Linked DNA regions of Mus musculus: region 1 is linked to region 2. A link is a loop called in an ENCODE intact Hi-C map of the cell type or tissue named here. Cell type or tissue: left cerebral cortex. All regions are shown on one strand. Links, peaks and the distances in the headings refer to the core of each region. The heading gives the core; the rest is flanking DNA.

Region 1 (9,031 bases), core at 296-8,295, 660 kb before region 2:
GCAGTCTTGGTAAAGCCCTGTGGTCTTAGCCGGTATTAACTAAGGGCTGCAGGGTTTTGATTGTTATTTCTTGGGAGGAAGAGTGACTGTGAGATGTTTTAGGGGGAAAGGCCACTTAGAGCAAAGGGTCTGGCCCTTTCTCTGAGTTCTCAGAGCAATCAGTTGGGATTCCCTCAAAGGAAAGGGGCCTTAGGAGATGAGTCTCGGCAATGGTTCTAAGTTACTCCTTGACTTGAGAGGAAGAAGGAATCCGGTACAGGCATGTTGCAATCGGTTGCTGGAAACCAGGTCTGAGCGTGAAGTCTCCTGTGCTTGTGAAAGGGGTCTGGGAAGTCTGTTGGGCCTAGCAGGCCCCTCCCCTGGGCTGCATGGATCCGCCTCTCTATTCCCCAGATAAATTCTTAGTGTCCACCAAATTCCTCGGCGCTCTTTCACTCTCCGTTAAGGCCAGGACTCCAGTGGTGGGGAGATAGAGCACTGGTTTCCCTGTCGCGGGATCCCTTGTGATCGTTTTCCACGACTCTGTAAAGGGAAAGCTGGGGGACGGGACTGCCAGATCCCACCTCAAACCCAACACACGAAGTGGCAGCTCCAAACTTTTGAGACCCTTTCGTTTCCGTTTCAGCGTCTCTCTCTCCCTCCCTCCCTCCACCTCTCTAAACATGTCCACTGGCTCCCTCAGCGATGTAGAAGACCTTCAAGAGGTGGAGATGCTGGACTGTGACTCCCTGAAAGTGGACTCCAACAAGGAGTTTGGAACTTCCAACGAGAGCACCGAGGAGGGCTCCAACTGCGAGAACGGGTCTCCACAGAAGGGTCGCGGTGGCCTAGGCAAGAGGAGGAAGGCGCCCACTAAGAAAAGCCCGCTCAGCGGGGTCAGCCAGGAGGGCAAGCAGGTCCAGCGCAACGCGGCCAATGCTCGTGAGCGGGCCCGCATGCGGGTGCTGAGCAAGGCCTTCTCCAGGCTCAAGACCACCCTGCCCTGGGTGCCCCCGGACACCAAGCTCTCCAAGCTGGACACTCTCAGGCTGGCGTCCAGCTACATCGCTCACTTAAGGCAGATCCTGGCCAACGACAAGTACGAGAACGGTTACATTCACCCAGTCAACCTGGTGAGTCCTCCCGCGCCTCTGGCTGGGCCTGGGGACGCGGGCGAGAGCGTGACTCGTTAAATCGCCGCCCTAGCATCTCTGGGAACCTCCGCGCGGGCTCCACGCAGCGCCCTGGCTCTCTGCACCAAGCGCCCCGAGCCCGCGAGTGATTTGTGCTAGGGTTTGACGTGGCACCCCATTAAGGGATTTCCGAGGGTATTCAGTTGGCAAAGACCAGGGATCCCCGCGCAGGGTGCCATTTCCTCTGTCGTGAAACTGAGCAGACGCTGGGCACCCAGAAGACCTATCTTACTTTGTCTCTTTTGGCTAAGAGCAAACTTGAGTTCCCCCTCCGATTCTTATAAGCACCTAAGTCAGTTCTTTCCGCTGGTATATTTAGGGCTATTAAATGCAGACATATTTATGTTCTTCCACCTCCATAACTGTCTATGCAAATCCCCCCCCCCCCCAGCTACTTAAATATTCTGTGTTTGGCTAAGTAGATTACCATTTTAAATCCCAGAAATTCCAGCCACTGTCAACGCAATCAGTAAATCCGCTCAGGTCCTAGTACTGGACAAAATAACAGCCATGGGTTCTACTACCAGTCACAATGAATGAGCCTAATTTTTGAAAAGCAAGTGCTGGTTCCTGAATCGACTTTCTCAGAGGTATTTTACTGTTTAAGGTGGTTTTTAACTCCCTCTTTCGTTTGATTTCATTTTAAAACGTGCAGGCTCCAAAGAATACCACCACCTTACGAGGACTTTTGTTTACATATGATAAGGATTAGATATCCCTCTGGCCAGCACTTACAAAGAGGCTTGAATTGTATTCTCACTCAGCTTGTCTCAGGAATTGGGGGAGGGGATACTAAAACACTTTTCGCCAGGAAAAATATTTTCCTTCCAAATAACAAGGTTTGGTTGTTGTTGTTGTTGTTGTTGTTGTTGTTGTTGTGATGGGTAGTGTTTTTTTTTTTACAATCTAAAACTAGAATGAGATTATCAATTAGAACATTTATAATTGCTGCTACCTTCATCTTTAAATATTAAAAAAAAAAAAACTTGAATGTACTTTTTTTATAACAGTCCAGAAAAAGGAAGAAGAAAGAAAGGGAAGAGACAGTTTTGCTTCCTCGCTAGTAGGAGGATCTCAAATAAAATGTGCCTGTGTCTTTTATAAGTGCACACCCCCTTCGGGGGTTACTACTAACTTAAAATTGTGGCCATAGCTAGGATTGCACTGGGAGATCAATGGAAGTCAATAAAGGCCAGGATGCTAGACCAGAGCCTCCACAGATCTGCAGTTGAGTAGTTGGGGCCAGGGTCCTCCCACCCGCCCTGCTAGAACTCCTGGAACATCTGCCTCAGAGCTGAGTCTGGGCTTGTTTCGGGGTTCCAGTTAGAACCCAGGAGACCTGTTTTGCCCTTGTTCCACCTCCCACCTCCACCACCCACCCCCACCTCCACCTCCACCTCCACACCACCACCACCACCACCACCTCCTGGGGTTGTTTGCATTACCCTGCCTGGCATTAATACACCTAGGAAGCGACAGACCCGTGGCCTCTCTGGTCCTAGCCTGCCTGCGCACTGCGCCGCCTCCCCATGTCTACTCACCCTCTCCACCCTTTTCTCTCTTGCAGACGTGGCCCTTTATGGTGGCCGGCAAACCAGAGAATGACCTGAAGGAAGTGGTGACCGCCAACCGCTTGTGTGGAACTACAGCATCCTGACCTTGGAGGTGCGAGTCTGGGAACCGTGAGCTCTGGGGGCAGTGGGCCGGCAAGGGTGACGACCCCTGCCCTTCCCTCCCTGCCTCTGCTGGTGCCTTGCATCGCTCCTCTCCCTATCCCACCCCGCAAGAACACTTAACTGCGACGAGGAGATTCGTTTCCAAACCAAAGGAGACCAACTGTACTTACCGATTCTCATCTATTTAACTTGATTAACTTCTGCCATGAATGACTGCAAGCCTGGCTGGTCCAAGTGCAATATGTAATTATATATATATATTATATATAAATAGATAAGAAGAGCCTATCAATGTGTATCTTTTGTACAATATGTTGTAAAATGTAGATCATAGAATAGCTGACTTTGACAGTCACATTTATAAAATAAGTCACTCGAAGAAATATATTTTTTTCAAACAGGTTTTGCTACTTCCGAAAATAAATCTTTCTTTATATTGAAAAAAAAAAAAAAAAGCCTGGACATTGGTGTGATTTCTTTTTTAAAATTTTGTGAAGAACATTGGAATCCATGGGGACATTTCATGATTAAAAGGTAGTTTTTTTTAACATTTAGCCCAAGATCCTAGAAAAAAGATTAACTCTGATTCCAACTAGGAAAAGACAAGTCATGTTTCCTACTGAAAACTTGTTTTGTTCATCCCAGTTATTTTAAGCCCACTAAAGATATTATAACTGTAAATAGAGAATGAACAGGATTACAGTTATCCAGTCACACAGACCCGAGGACAACGAAGAAAAAGAAAATTTGACTCTCCACTGTTTTACAGTGTGCTTGTTCTGAGGATCCTGATAGTAAACTATGAGAGTTTTATAACTTTCCGTGTGTTTTCTGTGATTTTAAAAACAGACCCAAACGCTGCTTGCAATCCAGTGAAGAAGAGATTGAAGCTCTCATGTGAATTTCAAATGCAGCAAGATATTTTGCTTGTTACTGACTGGCAATTAATTAATTAATTGCAACAGTAACCGTTCTTGCCTGCTTTTCGGTGCGGTTACCCCTTTCGTTAAGCTCCCGCCAAGATTTCCCGCGGGCTGGGTAGTAACTTAAACATCTTCCAGACTGCGGAACAGCACATAGGGGAAGATTAAGTTGAGATAAACAGAGAGGCTAGGCAGAGGAGCCTGGGACCCTGCTGCCTCTGCCCCAGCGCAGCCCGCCGCGGCGATGTGCCAGATGCCACCGCGGCTGTTTAATGTTCGGGGTTATGACCGCAGTGTTTACAAGACGCCCTCGGTTATTTATACTGTTATCCCTCTTAGAGGCCTTGAAACTTCCGCTTCGCTTTTAGACACCCCTTACCCCCTCCCCCCCCCCCATTACTTCTTAGCTGCTTTTGGTACCTGGTTAGGATAAGTTCTACTCAGGACTCCAGCCCACGTAAGGACCACGCGGGGCGGAGCCTTCGTGAGATCTTCCGGGAAACACCTATTCCAGGGGTTTGTCACAGCTGAGAAGCCACCGAGCCCCAGGTGCAAACTCCGCTGTCCAGTGACTCTTCATCTGTGTCGTTTGCACACTTTCACTGGATGATATTTCAAGGCGTCTGGCGACGCCTCAGACCTATCCCAACTTGACTTTCAAGAGTTCAGTTCAAACTCTAGGTGGTGACACCTGCTCATACGCTCACCTGCCTTCCCTTCCACCTAAGAGATGGGGCCCTCGCCAGACGGACCCAGGGATTCTGGCAGAGGAAGGAAGGTTAGTGTTACCACCAGAAGTCAGGCTGCGGTTAGCCCAGGAAAATTCCCAAGTTTCTAGTCACGTTTTTACCAGCCAAGTAAATTCTTGACGTTTTGCGCACTCTGCGCGGGTGGCCCCATAGAAGCTTTTTCTCCATAAACAGGAGACATACACGATTTTAAAGTCTTTGTTCATCCTAGTTATAATCTGAAGCCTCGGCTTGAGGAGAAAGGTCATGAGAAACCAAAGTCCTGGCTCCACACGGGGCTGTTTTCTCAGAGGGCCAGATCCAGCTTTCTCATCCTTACAAGAAAAAAATAATGATAACATTAGTAAGAGTTGGGTTTGTGTTTCCCCCAGTTGCTGTCCAAGCTTTAATCCCGCTCAATGAAATTATAATATGTGTGACCTCTTTGTGAAAGACCAGATCCAGCAAATAAATATCCAGTACTTGAATGAGTTGGCAGGTGACTACACCCAAACAGAGGGTGTGTTTTTAGCAGCGGTGGTGATGGTCCTTTGTATGGTCTAAAATGTGTTTCTTCTAAGCAGATAGATTTCCACCTCCCTCTGGTGTTCTCTGAATTTGCATAAAGCTGTTTACTGAAATTACTCCTACAAAATGAAACTTTTTTCAGAAAACCGTTCTCTGAACTTGCATAAAGCTGTTTAGTGAAATTACTCCTACAAAATGAAACTTTCTTCAGAAATAAGCGCGCGCTCTCTCTCTCCTTCCCTCCCTCCTCATCTCTCTCTCTCTCTCTCTCTCTCTCTCTCTCTCTCTCTCTCTCTCTCTCTCCTTCTCTCCCAACATCCCTCATCCCTTACTCCCTCTCTCCATCCCTTGTCCTTCCTCTCCCACAGAGCATCACTGGCCACTAACCCCCTCCACCAGACCCTGCCCACACTCACCGTGTTCCCATGTTCCCCTTCTTCCCTGCTCCTCTTGTTCTCACTTCTTCCCCAAAGTTTGCAACTCCCTGGCTGCCTGGTACCCAGCCTAGGTTCCAGTGCCAAAATTTAAGATGCGGTTGCAAAGGAGTAGAGACTATCTTTGTCCCAAGCCAGTAGAGCTGGGAGGGGAGAGGGGAGAGAATGAGGAGTGTCATGTGACCTTTAAGCTATAAAAAGTATCCTAGAGAAAGCACTTTCAAAAAGGACCAGGCAAATGACCAAATTACTATAGCCACCTAGGAGAAAAATGAGGTGTTTCCAAAAGTCTGAGTTCTCAGACACAGACTCATAATGTGGCAGCAAATGACACCTCTCCCCCTCCCTCCCTCCCTCCTTCTCTATCTCCCTTCTCCCCCCGCCCCCCCCCCATTGCTTGTAGGACTTAAAATTTTTACAAGCAATTCAGTGTGCTTTTAGCAGGTGTGCCCACTCTCAAATCAAAGACTTACTCCAAAAAGTAATAATAAACAGAGCTCGGGTATTTACTGGTTATATATATAATCTCCAGTCCTTAAGAGAACACCACCCAGGGCGACTGTTAAACCAACGCTGTTTTTGTGAGTCCCTATCCTCCTCCGGAGAGACTGAATCTGGAGGTCTGGGGTCACAGGTTTCTATGTGATGTTTCTGCTGCTGGTCTGGGGACAGTTTGAGAACCATGATTTGAAATGCATAATTAAGGAAACAAAAAGAGTTAAAGGTTAAGGCAGAGGAAAAGAGAGTGTGCCTGTGTGTGTGTGTGTGTGTGTGTGTGTGTGTGTGTGTGTGTGTGTGCGCGTGCGCGTGCGCGTGCGCGTGCGCGTGCGTGTGTGTGTGTGTGTGTGTGTGTGTGAGAGAGAGAGAGAGAGAGAGAGAGAGAGAGAGAGAGAGAGAGAGAGAGAGAGAGTATGCTTCCAGTTCAATGCTCTAGTTTGCTGCTCACTCTAGGGTAAATGCACACAACTGTCAGCCTTGAGTTGCTCACCCTTAGAAAACATGAGTTCGGTTCTGTACTAAGGATATGGCCCGACCAGGTGCGCTCTCATCTTGTTCCCTAGAAGATAAATTCCAGTTATTAATCAATCAATGAATCAAAAGGCTGTGTAGATTAGAGACCAAGGTATTGCTGGATCCCTTAGACTCCTAAGAAGGAAAGAACTCTGGGCACCGTAGGCTCACACCTCGTACAACTTAATCCCAGATCTGCAGATTTCTTCCTCTCTCGGGTGAGGAAGAGTCGGGCTTGCAGCCCTGTGCTTCAGGAAGTGGGACTGTGAAGCCAGGGGTGAGGGTGGGCGTGGGATGAGCGCTGCGGGGGAGAGGGGAGGGAGCAGATATGGAAGAGGGAAAGGCCATCTCGGGTTTAAGGAAGTTAGCGGGATGTGAGAGAAGCTTGGGTCCCCAGCCTGCAAGTCCTCACAGCCTCCGCTTCGCTTCCTTTAGCGGTGTTGGGAAAACTGGTGCAAGCTCAGTTCAGGGAAGGCTCTGGGTTACTGCTGCAGGAAAGTACACGCAAGAGAGAGCGGGGTCCAGCTGATCAGCAGAATTTGCCTCCTAGCCTTCCACCTTCTTTCAAATTTGAAACTGTCAGAGCCAAAGGCTGCACCCTCCAGCCCTTTGGCTTCCTCCTGGCGGCTCGCTCAACACGTTCTTTGATCTTCAGACTTAAGCTGAATCCAGCCTCCTGCCCCCTAGTTAACTACCCCGGATCAGCTCCAGGATCCTCCTTCACTGTGCAATGGTGCTAAGGAAGGAGAGAGGCAAGGAGAGGAGAGGAGAGGAGAGGAGAGGAGAGGAGAGGAGAGGAGAGGAGAGGAGAGGAGAGGAGAGGAGAGGAGAGGAGAGGAGAGGAGAGGAGAGGAGAGGAGAGGAGAGGAGAGGAGACAGTGAGAAGCACCTTTTACCACAGCAGAGTTAGAATACCTGATTTGGTTTTGTACCCAGCACCTAGCCTAGGGCCGGAGATCTCATTAAGTATTGATTCAAAAAGAAATCATTACTCTTAGAAATGTGGGGAACAAAAGAGAGAAACGAAAGAGAAAAGGATGATTCTGGGATTAAACTATTCTTAAGCCTTAAAGACGTCACAAGTCTGTGACAAAGAAAAACTAAGGAAGATGTTTGTGATGGAACCAGATAGAATCAACAGAAGACAAGATTATCATCACTAGGTAAATTGTGTTCTTTCTTTCTCCAGTGGAAATAGTATTGGATCTTATTGGCTTAAAAGATAGTCTAACTATAGAAATAACTCAAGACACTACAGTAAAACCTAATGTAATTTGACTTGTAGAGAAAGAAGGTAATTTGTTACCCATGTAAATTTTGTTCTGTTTTAATGGGGAAAAATCTTTAGCTGGGTTCTTGGAGAGAATCCTAAACCTTTCGGGATCTTCAGTCGCCCATCTGTAAAGTGCAGAGCAGTAATCGCTCTGGTAAGGAGACACCAAATTCATGAGAGGTACTCAGCCTGTTTCTGCTGGTTTCTGGACTTTATATTACAAACGTGGGAGTTGGGCGTGGTGGTTCGTGCTTCACTCTCAGAAGCAGCTGTATCTTTGTAGTTTGAGGCCAGGCTGGTCTGGTCTACATAGCAAGTTCAGAGCTGCACAATACAGAGATCCTGTTTCAAAATGAAAAAAAAAATATTGGCCAGCCATTTGAAAATTCAGTCACAAAAGTACCTGAAAGAATGATATTGATGTCCCCTAATTATGTAAGAAATCAAAGATGGCTATTACGTGTTTGAGATGCTTAAATTGGACCAAATCACTGAGAGTGCGTTGAAGAAATGTCCTCAGCCCTCTCTTCTGTGAGACCTTCCCATTCTTGTCTACAGTGAATTCCACCCTTGCCTTCATATTCCGGTGACCATCACCTCAAGAAGAAGTGATCTGCTCACTTGTCTGCTCCGTTTGGGCTGCTCCGTTTGTTGCGTCCATCTCTACTAGCTCCATGAGAGCAGGGCTGACTGCGCATGCCTGGTTTGCTGCCTTCGCCTGGCACTTAGCATCGTGCCAGGCACAGGGAAGCGTTCAAAGGGTGTGCTTCTTGGAGACAGGGGCATCTGTTAATAAATGCCATGCTGCGCCTCCAGTCAGACTGGCTCAAATATAGTTACACTTCAATTTAGAATTTGGGAACGCAACACAGAGCTTGGTGTTTAACAGTCACATCGTCCACAAGAAAAACGAAGGCATATTGAGAGAGCATTACCTGGAAACCCTGGTCCACAGTACTTTATAACACTGTGTGCCAGGTAAGGTCACAATAAGCTTGGTGCCTTTGAAGTGTACATTTCTCAGCATTCTGTCAGCCCTGAGAGGCAACCCCCTCTAAACATATCTGATCATTTGCTAATGAATCTCATCTATAGTTGTTTTTTTCTTTTCTGTGGTTTCTGTGAATAACCAAAGCTTTTAGTACCCTTCAATCTTATTCTCAAGCATTCGTCCCCACATTTGTCCCCACTCCAAAGTCCTTCATCAGTCCCCACTCATAAGGAATTACAACCTTTTCTTTCCATTTCAAAAAAAAAAAGTTCTTCTATATATTTACGGCCCTCCT
Region 2 (9,031 bases), core at 295-8,294:
CACATTGAACAGTAGTAGAGAAAATGCCCTATAGGCTTGTTTCCATTCTTATCTTATGGAAGCATTTTAAAACCAAGGGTCTCTCCTCACATATGATTTTACCTTACATCAAGTTGACATGAAACTACACAGCACATAGCTTATATTTACCAGTCTCTTTAAATATTGCTATAACGTGGCATTTCTGTTAGAAGAACCTGTGAACTCCCATCACCAAGCCTCCGTAGTACATTGCTGCTAATGATATCATAACTGGCTATTACACTCCACAGTCATTTTGAAATGTGTTACCTTTTGGAGTGCATATGAGACTCGTCAATCCCTGAGAATCCATCTGTATTAGTTAATAAGTTAATTAATGGTTCAGGATCTGGAGAGACATTGTTTCAGTGCTGTTTTCACAGTAAGGAGCCCATGTTTTTGCAAATAACTTTTCATCCATGTTTCTATAAATAACCTCAAATGAAGCCATTGGGTCATAGAAATTTAAAAGACAACCATGAAATTAGAGGGCAAGTAAATGAGAAGAAGAAAGGCAGAGAGTGTGGGCAGTGGGCAGGACAGGTGATTGCAGACTTATGTGATCAAAATACTTTATGTCCACATATATGAAAACATTAGAATGAGGACCAACTATGATGTATAATCACTAATATAATAATATGATGGTAATATGGTATTAAAAGATTGACTAATTTTTACTTTTACTGTGTATGAGTATCTTAACTCTGGTTATGTGTGTACATGACACGTGTACCTGATGCTTGCAGAGGCCAGAAGTCAGCATGGATTGCTTGGAAAGAGCTTCAGAGGATTGAGAGTACAGGAAACTGAACCCAAGTCCTCTCCAAGAACAGCAAGTGCTTCTCACTGCTGAGCCTTCTTCTAGTCCTCTAATAAATTTCTGAAAACAATATAGCCTGAATATTATTAAACACAGGAAAATTCTTACAGAAAACTTCACAATAAAGTTGAATGGGCCAGACTCCAAAATCCATGAAGACATGATTGATAGGCCTGCTCGTCTGCAGGGATCATGCAAGATCTCAGAGCTCCTGAGAGTTCAACAGAGCAAGAGCAAGGTCAGGGTTGGAAAACAGTATTTCACATCATTTGCCCTTCCTGATCTTACATCCTTTCCTCCCCGTCTTGTTAGGTGTTTCCTGGCTCTTACATAGGGTGATATAGATGTTTTGTGTATGCTTTTATTCCCCATGTTTTGGACTCTTCCTCCTCAGACAACATTTTGGGGGCCTGGCAGGGAAAGTCCCCTCTTGTCTCCTATAGCCCTTCATTCCTCTCTGTGGCTGTGGCAGGAGATGGGGAGGTACAGGGGCCACTGAAGATTTCTGTCTGGGGAGCTTCTCAATGAGATCCAAAGGCAGTATAAGTATAAAAACACTGGGTCCAGCCATGAGGCTTGAATGCTGTGTTTTCATGTGAAGGACATTCAACAAAGGAGTCAGACTTTGGTTCAGTTTGTAAACTTTTGTTATGATAAAACAAATTTTGTTATGATAGCCTGCTGCCCACAGAGGCAAGCGCTCTACCACTGAGCTAAATCCCCAACCCCTAGTTTATTATGTTAATGCAAGCCATTGTAACTCTTCTTTGGGTCTGAATTTTTAACCAGCTGGTACTTAATGTGAACCATAAACAGGGAAAGTACACAATGGTAAATTAACATAAAACGTAAGTTGTAGCAGAAGAAAAAAAAGGACACTGAGAGAGGTAAAATCTGGTAGAGTCAGCTTCATTGGTTTGGGGGGTTGTTTTTGACATTGCTCAAGTGATCTTGTAATCTAAACCATGACATTTCTCATCTGCTTGGCAACAGTTGTTTTCTAACACTATAATTTAAAAAAAATACACAGCTAGAATAAACACTTATGTTATAAGCTATTTGCCACTTACTATTTTTGAATAAATGATTTACTTAAATGAATGCATGGCACCATGTGCTTGCTCCTGCAGCTATTGACTATTATTTTTAGATAAGATAAGCATATTAATTACCAGCAAATAAATTGTTTTAAAAAGCATTGCTAAGTGTGAACAGTCATCAAAATGGGGGAGGTTCTCACTTGTATCTTTGGCTAAGAGCCTGGTGATTGGTAGTGATGCTTTTATAAGTATAAAACCTAATAATTTGCTTTGTGTATGTGATATGTCTGAAATCATCAATAAAATTTGCTCAGAAAATGGGTTTTATTTTAGAAGATGCGCTCAAACACAAAATGTGTTTTATAAGTTAAGTTTAAAGGCGCATCATTACTCCATTTTATTATTTAAAAAAATTACTACAGGCTCCTCGCCATTTTCCAGCCGCGCTCGGACGAGGGTCGCGGCGGCGGGGAGAGGCGGAGCCGCGAGAGCGCGGCCCGGGCCGGCCCCGCGGGGCGGGCGCGGCCGTGACGGCGGCTCCCGGCCCCGGCTCCCTTTCCTCACCCCTCCCGCTGGAGATGAGGGGAAGATGTCCGCGTCAGGGCTTAAGGCCGAGCTGAAGTTCCTGGCGTCCATCTTCGACAAGAACCTCGAGCGATTCCGCATCATCAGCTGGAAGCTGGACGAGCTGCACTGCCAGTTCCTGGTGCCGCAGCCGCCACCACCGCCGGGCAGCTCGCTTTCGCCGCCGCCGCCGCTCACACTTCACTGCAACATCACGGAATCTTACCCATCTTCATCACCAATATGGTTTGTGGACTCTGATGACCCAAATCTGACATCAGTTCTGGAACGCTTAGAAGATACTAAGAACAACAGTTCGCTCCGTCAGCAATTGAAGTGGTTGATATGTGACCTCTGCAGATTATATAACCTTCCTAAGCACCTGGATGTTGAGATGCTAGATCAACCCTTACCCACGGGTCAGAATGGGACAACTGAAGAAGTAACTTCAGAAGAAGAGGAAGAGGAGGAGATGGCTGAAGATATAGAAGACTTGGATCACTATGAGATGAAGGAAGAAGAACCTATTAATGGGGAAAAGTCAGAGGATGAAGGGATTGAAAAAGAAAATTTGGCAATATTAGAGAAAATCAGGAAGACTCAATGGCAAGACCATTTAAATGGTGCAGTGTCTGGGTCAGTACAAGCATCAGACAGACTGATGAAGGAGCTCAGGGACGTCTACAGATCACAGAGCTACAAGGCAGGGATTTATTCAGTGGAGCTAATAAATGACAGCTTATATGACTGGCATGTCAAACTACACAAGGTTGACTCTGATAGTCCTTTGCACAGTGATCTTCAGATCTTAAAAGAAAAAGAAGGCATAGAATATATTTTGCTTAACTTCTCTTTTAAGGATAATTTTCCATTTGATCCTCCGTTTGTTAGAGTGGTGTTACCTGTTCTCTCAGGAGGGTATGTGTTGGGTGGAGGAGCACTGTGTATGGAACTTCTCACAAAACAGGGCTGGAGCAGTGCCTACTCAATAGAATCTGTCATCATGCAGATCAATGCCACCTTAGTGAAAGGCAAAGCCCGGGTGCAGTTTGGAGCAAATAAGAATCAGTATAATCTAGCACGAGCCCAACAGTCCTATAATTCCATTGTACAGATACATGAGAAAAATGGCTGGTACACACCTCCAAAGGAAGATGGCTAACTACATTGACATAAGTCTGGACCAATGTTGCTTTAAAGAAAATCGTTCCAACGTACAGACATAAGCTTTTGAGTGCCCGTATAACAGCAGTACCGAAGATATTAGCTAATAGATCATTTAGTGGATAATCTGTCAACTGACATCCAGTTACAGCCTTTTCATTTTGCTCACTTTAGGTATCTTGGACTGAGCAGTGGGGCCTTTACTGTATTTTTCCTGATAAGTACACACAATAGCCACTCCCTACCAGCTCTTTCTTGAAAAGTGAAATCTTTTAAGCAGGGAAGTGAGCATCCGTTTACTGCAGCTGTGATTTTTACAGTAACCTTTCTATATTGAGCCTGTGGGGTATGAAGATTTGCAAAATCTTGTTTGTTTAGAGCCAATAAAAGTTTAACTGATGGTCAAAAAAATTACTACAATGCATCTGTAGTAAAAAAATGGTTTACAGTTTTCTATAGCATTTTTTATTCCTTTAACCTTGCTTCATATTGCAACAGAATTAATTTTAAAAAGGAAAAAAAACTATGGTGAAATTAGTAACATGGTCTAATATAAAAAAATTCTTACAAGCAATATTTCAAATTTAAACAGAATTTTGTTGATTTTTCTACAGAGTACAGAAATTGCCCCTCCTGTACTTTTTTCTCTCTCTTACTTTAAGATGTTTAAAAGTTTTGAGATCTACAGATATAGATTTGGGGAAACATCGAATTATTTTCAAGACAGCTATTTTCTTTTACTCCTTGTATAAAGACTTGAAGACCTTTCCTCCCCTTCACCAAAATTCTCATTCTCACCTAAAGTAGCTGCATCCATTTTTTCTCAGGTAAAAGAGACATTCTTACCAAAGTTCAACTTTCAAAGTCCCCAGGAAAGCACTTAAATTAAGCACTCTTCTTTGTGTGTGCACGTGTCTGTTATTTTGCAGTCGTTTTTAATACTGAAATTGAATCTTTTTAGCTTTCCAGAAATACCTTGGTGAACCCTCAACTGTTTCTAACCACTTAATAATTGTGACCCCGCCAGCCCCTTCAAATAGATCTTTAACCACAAGTGTGCTTGGCTATTCCAAAACCTCTGTCCAAAAAGGTAAAGATTGGGCTTTGTGAGGCAGAAAGGAAGTGAGAGAAAACAAAACAAATGTAGCTCAGGCTGAAAGTGAAAAGCGCTTGGACAGATTGATATTTTCTTTTCTGCAGGGCATCCTGTCAACCATCTTCCCCCGCACCCCACTCCTCAATAAGGTCCGGTTTTTGCGTGTAGGAAAATGTTATCTACCACCCCACGGAACCCGCATAAGTATTGTTGCTTTATTTTATTTTTATCTGTCCTCATCAGATTGATACCCACGACACCCCCTCACCCTGTCAACACCCCAACTCTGGGGGACCTTAGGTGTTGAAACCCTGCAGCCCCCCGATGCCACATCCCACTGGATCCCTTTCACGCCACTTATTTTCAGTCGTGAGATTCCCCAACTAGAGTGGTTGCAGTGAGAACCAGAAATTTTCATTAAACTCTCCCCCACCCTCTGGGCCCCCAGTTCTGAGCCGACCATTGGGGGAGCACAGCCAGGGCCTGGCCCCGCCTCGCTCGCTTTGGAAGGCTGTAATTTGCCCACTCGCCTCCAGGTCGTTCTCCAGCCCGGAGGCTCGCAGATCCACGCCCCGCGGCACCCGAGCCTCCCTGGCTTCCCCGCGGGCGGCGCCTTCCGCCCTCCGCCGCTGTGCCCATCCCCTGCCCGCAGAGCGCCGCTTGCCCGGGCCGCTGTAGTCAGTTACCTGCTCCGCGGGGCGAACACGCGCGGGGGCAGACAGACACTCCAGCTTCGCAGGAGGCCGGCGCCCCTGCTCCGCAGGTAAGGGGCCACGGACTCGCGTGGGTAGGCTGAGACGCGGGGGTCCTCGGCGAGGATCGGAGTGGGAGAGAGTAACGGGGTGTAGGGGGCTGTGTGGCCCCTTGGAATCCCCTTGGGTTAACATTGAGACTGGGTAGGTTATGGGGGCCAGCTGGGGGGAGCTAGAGGTCTTGAGAGGAACCTCCCACAGCGCGGACACCCCACACCAGGGTCCTATGCCAGCTTGAACAGATTTCGTGCGTAAAATACCCATACGTTCACTTTTTGTCCAGCTTCCTCAAACTGACTCTACTTGGACAGTCACATTTAAAATTGAACGTGCACCGTCTGGGTGGGATTCCGTGCTGGAGAATGTGTTTCCGCGCCCCCACGTTTATTTCCCCTGTGCAAGTTCCCTCTGTAGCCTCCCGAGGGGTGTGGGTATGGGCCCCATCTTCCCAACGAAGGAGTAAAATGTTCGCCCAGGCTTCCTGCTGGCTACCCGTCAGGCGCGTTAAGCAAGGAGTGTAGTGCACACAGCCCACCGGAATTGAAGCCGCACGCGTGCACTCTTGCTTCACGCCCCAAGTTTACTTTCCTTATTTAAAGCCTTGCAGTTCAAATGCACACCCTGGGCAGGAGCAGCACGGGGCTCCGCGGCGCATTCGTCCTGTGGACGTGGGCGTTATCTGTGCGGGCGCATCTGCCTTTGCGCACACGAGCGGGTCGCGGTCCCCAGGCCTCCCCTCGCTGAGCTGGTGGGGACCCTTTGGCAAGGCTTCCGGAGAAGCTCGTGAAGGATTTCATTCAGTGCTAAGACAGAGAGCTGAGACAGAAAGCAGAAGGAGGCGGCTGCAGCCTTTGTAGTCGCGGAGGAGTGCAGAAAGGTTGAAGCACTATGTCAAACTTTTTTGAAATGGGGTCAAGTCACATTTAGCCAGCGTGGTAAAGCAACAACAACAACAACAAAAGTGGAGGAGGAGAGGGGGCTAGGGACCGCCGCTCCGGTCTGGGTGTGCGTGTGCTGCCCCCTCCGGGAGCCTGGGCTGGACAGGGGCGCCAAGGCCATTGCTCCCGCTACCTATGTGGCCCTCGACCCCCGGGAGAGGCCTGGAGGGTCCTTTATGCAGCTTTTTAGGAAAGCTTTCAAAGGAGCCTGGGGTGTCCCTGCCTTGTCCAGGTGGTGCTATGCTCGCACCCAGTGGGGGTCGCGCCATGTGTTCTTTAATTCCAGGCGGAAGAGCGAGCGGGGGAGGAGGGGTGCGGGGCAGGTAAACGCATGGGGACCTTTCCGGATACGCGGCTGTAGTGGAACAAGGTCCAGACCAGACTAAGGCCGCGGTGGGACGGGAAGGCTCACTCGGTCTTCCCTAAACAACAGAACGGGGATGGGACGCCCGACCGCGCCTGGGACCTAGCCTCCAGCCTTTGGAGAACAGAGCGACTGTCTTGGCTACCAACATTCAGCCGCCAAGGATACCGGGCGGGGGTTCTGAAGTCGCGATACAAGGGAGACCTAACCCTTCTCACACCCGGGAGACCTACGTTTACTGCCCCCACCCCCACCGTCGTAAGGGCGGTTGCTTTTGCACGGGTTGAAAACTTAAGGACCAGTCCCGGTTAGCTAGCAAAGTCCCGAAGTTACTTTTCAGGACAGGACAAGCAAAAGTGTGACGGACCTGCCTTTCCCATACCCTTGCGATCTTTGTGTGTGTGTGTGTGTGTGTGTGTGTGTGCACGCGCGCGCGCGGGAAAGGGAGCAGGACACTTCTCCCCTTCCAGGGCCCCTTGCTCTCCCACCTCTAGTAGCCCCAGCCCTCCCCTACCAGATGGTCTGTCCTCCCTGAGTTTCCACAAGGGAGGTCCTCGGCGATTCGGAGGCAGAATTTCGTCTCCCGCTAAGCTTGCCATACCCCAAAGACCGTTTGTGAGAGCGAGTCTCTTTCAAATGTCTCCCTGTAGAAAAACTGAAAGTAGAAAGGAAGCAATCTCCGAGCAGATGTCTGACCACCCCTACTCGCATACTCGCAGCATTGGGTTACAGGGTCCTAGGAGCCCCAACCCCGCTCTGCGACCCCACATGGGTGAACCCCCGGTGCTTTCACGCCAGTTCCGAACTCCCCCAGGTCGCCCCGTACTCCGCGCGACGAGTCAGGGAGGGCAGCTGAGAACAACGATATAGGTATAAATATTGAGCCGTGACACTGATGCGCCCGGCGCCCCCCTCCCCCGCACTCCGGGCACACTCTGGGCTGCTCCGCACGCCCCCTCTTGTCCCGCTGCGTCCCGCTCGGCGCTCATCCCCAAGGGGCCCCAGCAACCTCTTCCTTTCAAAGACAGCACGAGCCGTGCTGGGGAAGAAAAGTAACTTGGTTTTTCTCCGAGAAACCTGGCCGGATTAGGCAGCCAGGGCGAGTAGAGGGGAGAATGAGGGGAGCTGGTGGAACCCGATGGAAGTCTCCCGGGCAGTCTGATCACACTTTCTCCTTGTCCTCCGGTCTCCTCCTCCTAGGTGCAGAGATTGTGGGCAGACTACGTAATCGCTGCGGAGGGGGAAGAGGAGGGATCTCCGGCGGCGGCGGCAGGGCGCGGAGACTCAGCTGGGCGGAGTTTCGCGGCTGCGCCCGGCTTGCGCCCGCGGGCGAGAAGGTCGGTCCGTCTAGCCCGGGGGCCCCCGAGGCGTGTAAGTCAGAGAGTACGCACCCCGGTTCCTCTGTGCCGCACCGACAGCCTGCAGCCAGCAAGGAGAAGGACAGCCTGGGTGGCGCCGATCAGAGTACGAGTGCTTGGCAGAGATCGGCGAAGGCCCCCGACCTGAAGAATGGCGGCCGCTTCCTGATTCCGAAGCGCCAGCGAGTACAGACCAGTGAGGAGGACTTGCGGCTCTCCACCGTCCGTGAGGTGGCGGTGCTGAGGCACCTGGAGACCTTAGAGCAACCCTACGTGGTCAGGTGAGCCTGGAGCCCTGGCTATGGGGTCCGGGAATGTGCTGGGCAAGGGGCGGCTGGTTGCCCAACTAAAGTTAAGAGTTGAGTTTCCTCAGATAAAACCGGTGACCCTGCTAGACAGGCAGAAAAAGAGACCTGCGGTGGCTCCCCTCCCCCTCCCACACCGCTCTGCGTGCCCCAAGGGGTCTGGGGGCTTTGGGTGTCTTTTAGGGACAAAACCAGACAACCCCAAGCCCTCTAGGACTCAGTCTACAGAATCTTCCTGGGCTGGGTGTTAGTTTTGTTTTTTGGTTTTTTTTTTTTTTCTGTTTGTTTGTCTTTTGGTTTTTTGGGGTTTTTTTTTTTTTTTTTGGTTTTTTGTTTGTTTGTTTGTTTGTTGTTGTTTTTCGAGACAGGGTTTCTCTGTGTATCCCTGGCTGTCCTGGAACTTACTCTGTAGACCAGGCTGGCCTAGAATTCAGAAATCCGCCTGCCTCTGCCTACCAAGTGCTGGGATTAAAGGCGTGCGCCACCACGCCCGGCTCCAATATAGTTAGACTTATAAGTACATTTTTACTTTTTTTTACTACATTTTAATTTTAATTACTACATAAATAAGTAAAAAGCCAATGTAAATAAAGGCCCCCATTGTGC

Evidence for each region. Hi-C counts contacts between places; a loop is a spot of excess contacts. Peaks named below come from ENCODE experiments on the same cell type or tissue, not always from the same donor. Only the 100,000 strongest peaks of a DNase experiment are listed, where the experiment ranks them.
Region 1: a loop joins it to region 2, with 11 times the contacts of the local background. A loop is called at or near these places in 5 of 42 quality-filtered maps.

What each region holds. Positions count from the first base shown.
Region 1 is chr10:22,811,535-22,820,565 of GRCm38, reverse strand. It overlaps Tcf21 (transcription factor 21), which reads left to right and starts at 423. Exons shown (of 2, transcript NM_011545.2): 1 at 423-1,112; 2 at 2,740-3,303. The coding sequence starts at 663. The coding sequence ends at 2,829. Gm10824 (a long non-coding RNA gene) reads right to left here and starts at 7,185. Exons shown (of 5, transcript XR_380181.3): 1 at 6,885-7,185; 2 at 6,450-6,518; 3 at 5,444-5,604; 4 at 4,192-4,834. In left cerebral cortex, for the core only: no CTCF peak of the experiment used is centred there; no DNase peak of the experiment used is centred there.
Region 2 is chr10:22,147,859-22,156,889 of GRCm38, reverse strand. It overlaps E030030I06Rik (RIKEN cDNA E030030I06 gene), which reads left to right and starts at 7,620. Exons shown (of 2, transcript NM_001254745.1): 1 at 7,620-8,401. The coding sequence starts at 7,878. It also overlaps the pseudogene Gm4895. In left cerebral cortex, for the core only: no CTCF peak of the experiment used is centred there; DNase peaks (open chromatin) are centred at 6,111, 6,200, 7,478, 8,026 and 4 more places; H3K4me3 peaks cover 1,212 bases; H3K27ac peaks cover 177 bases.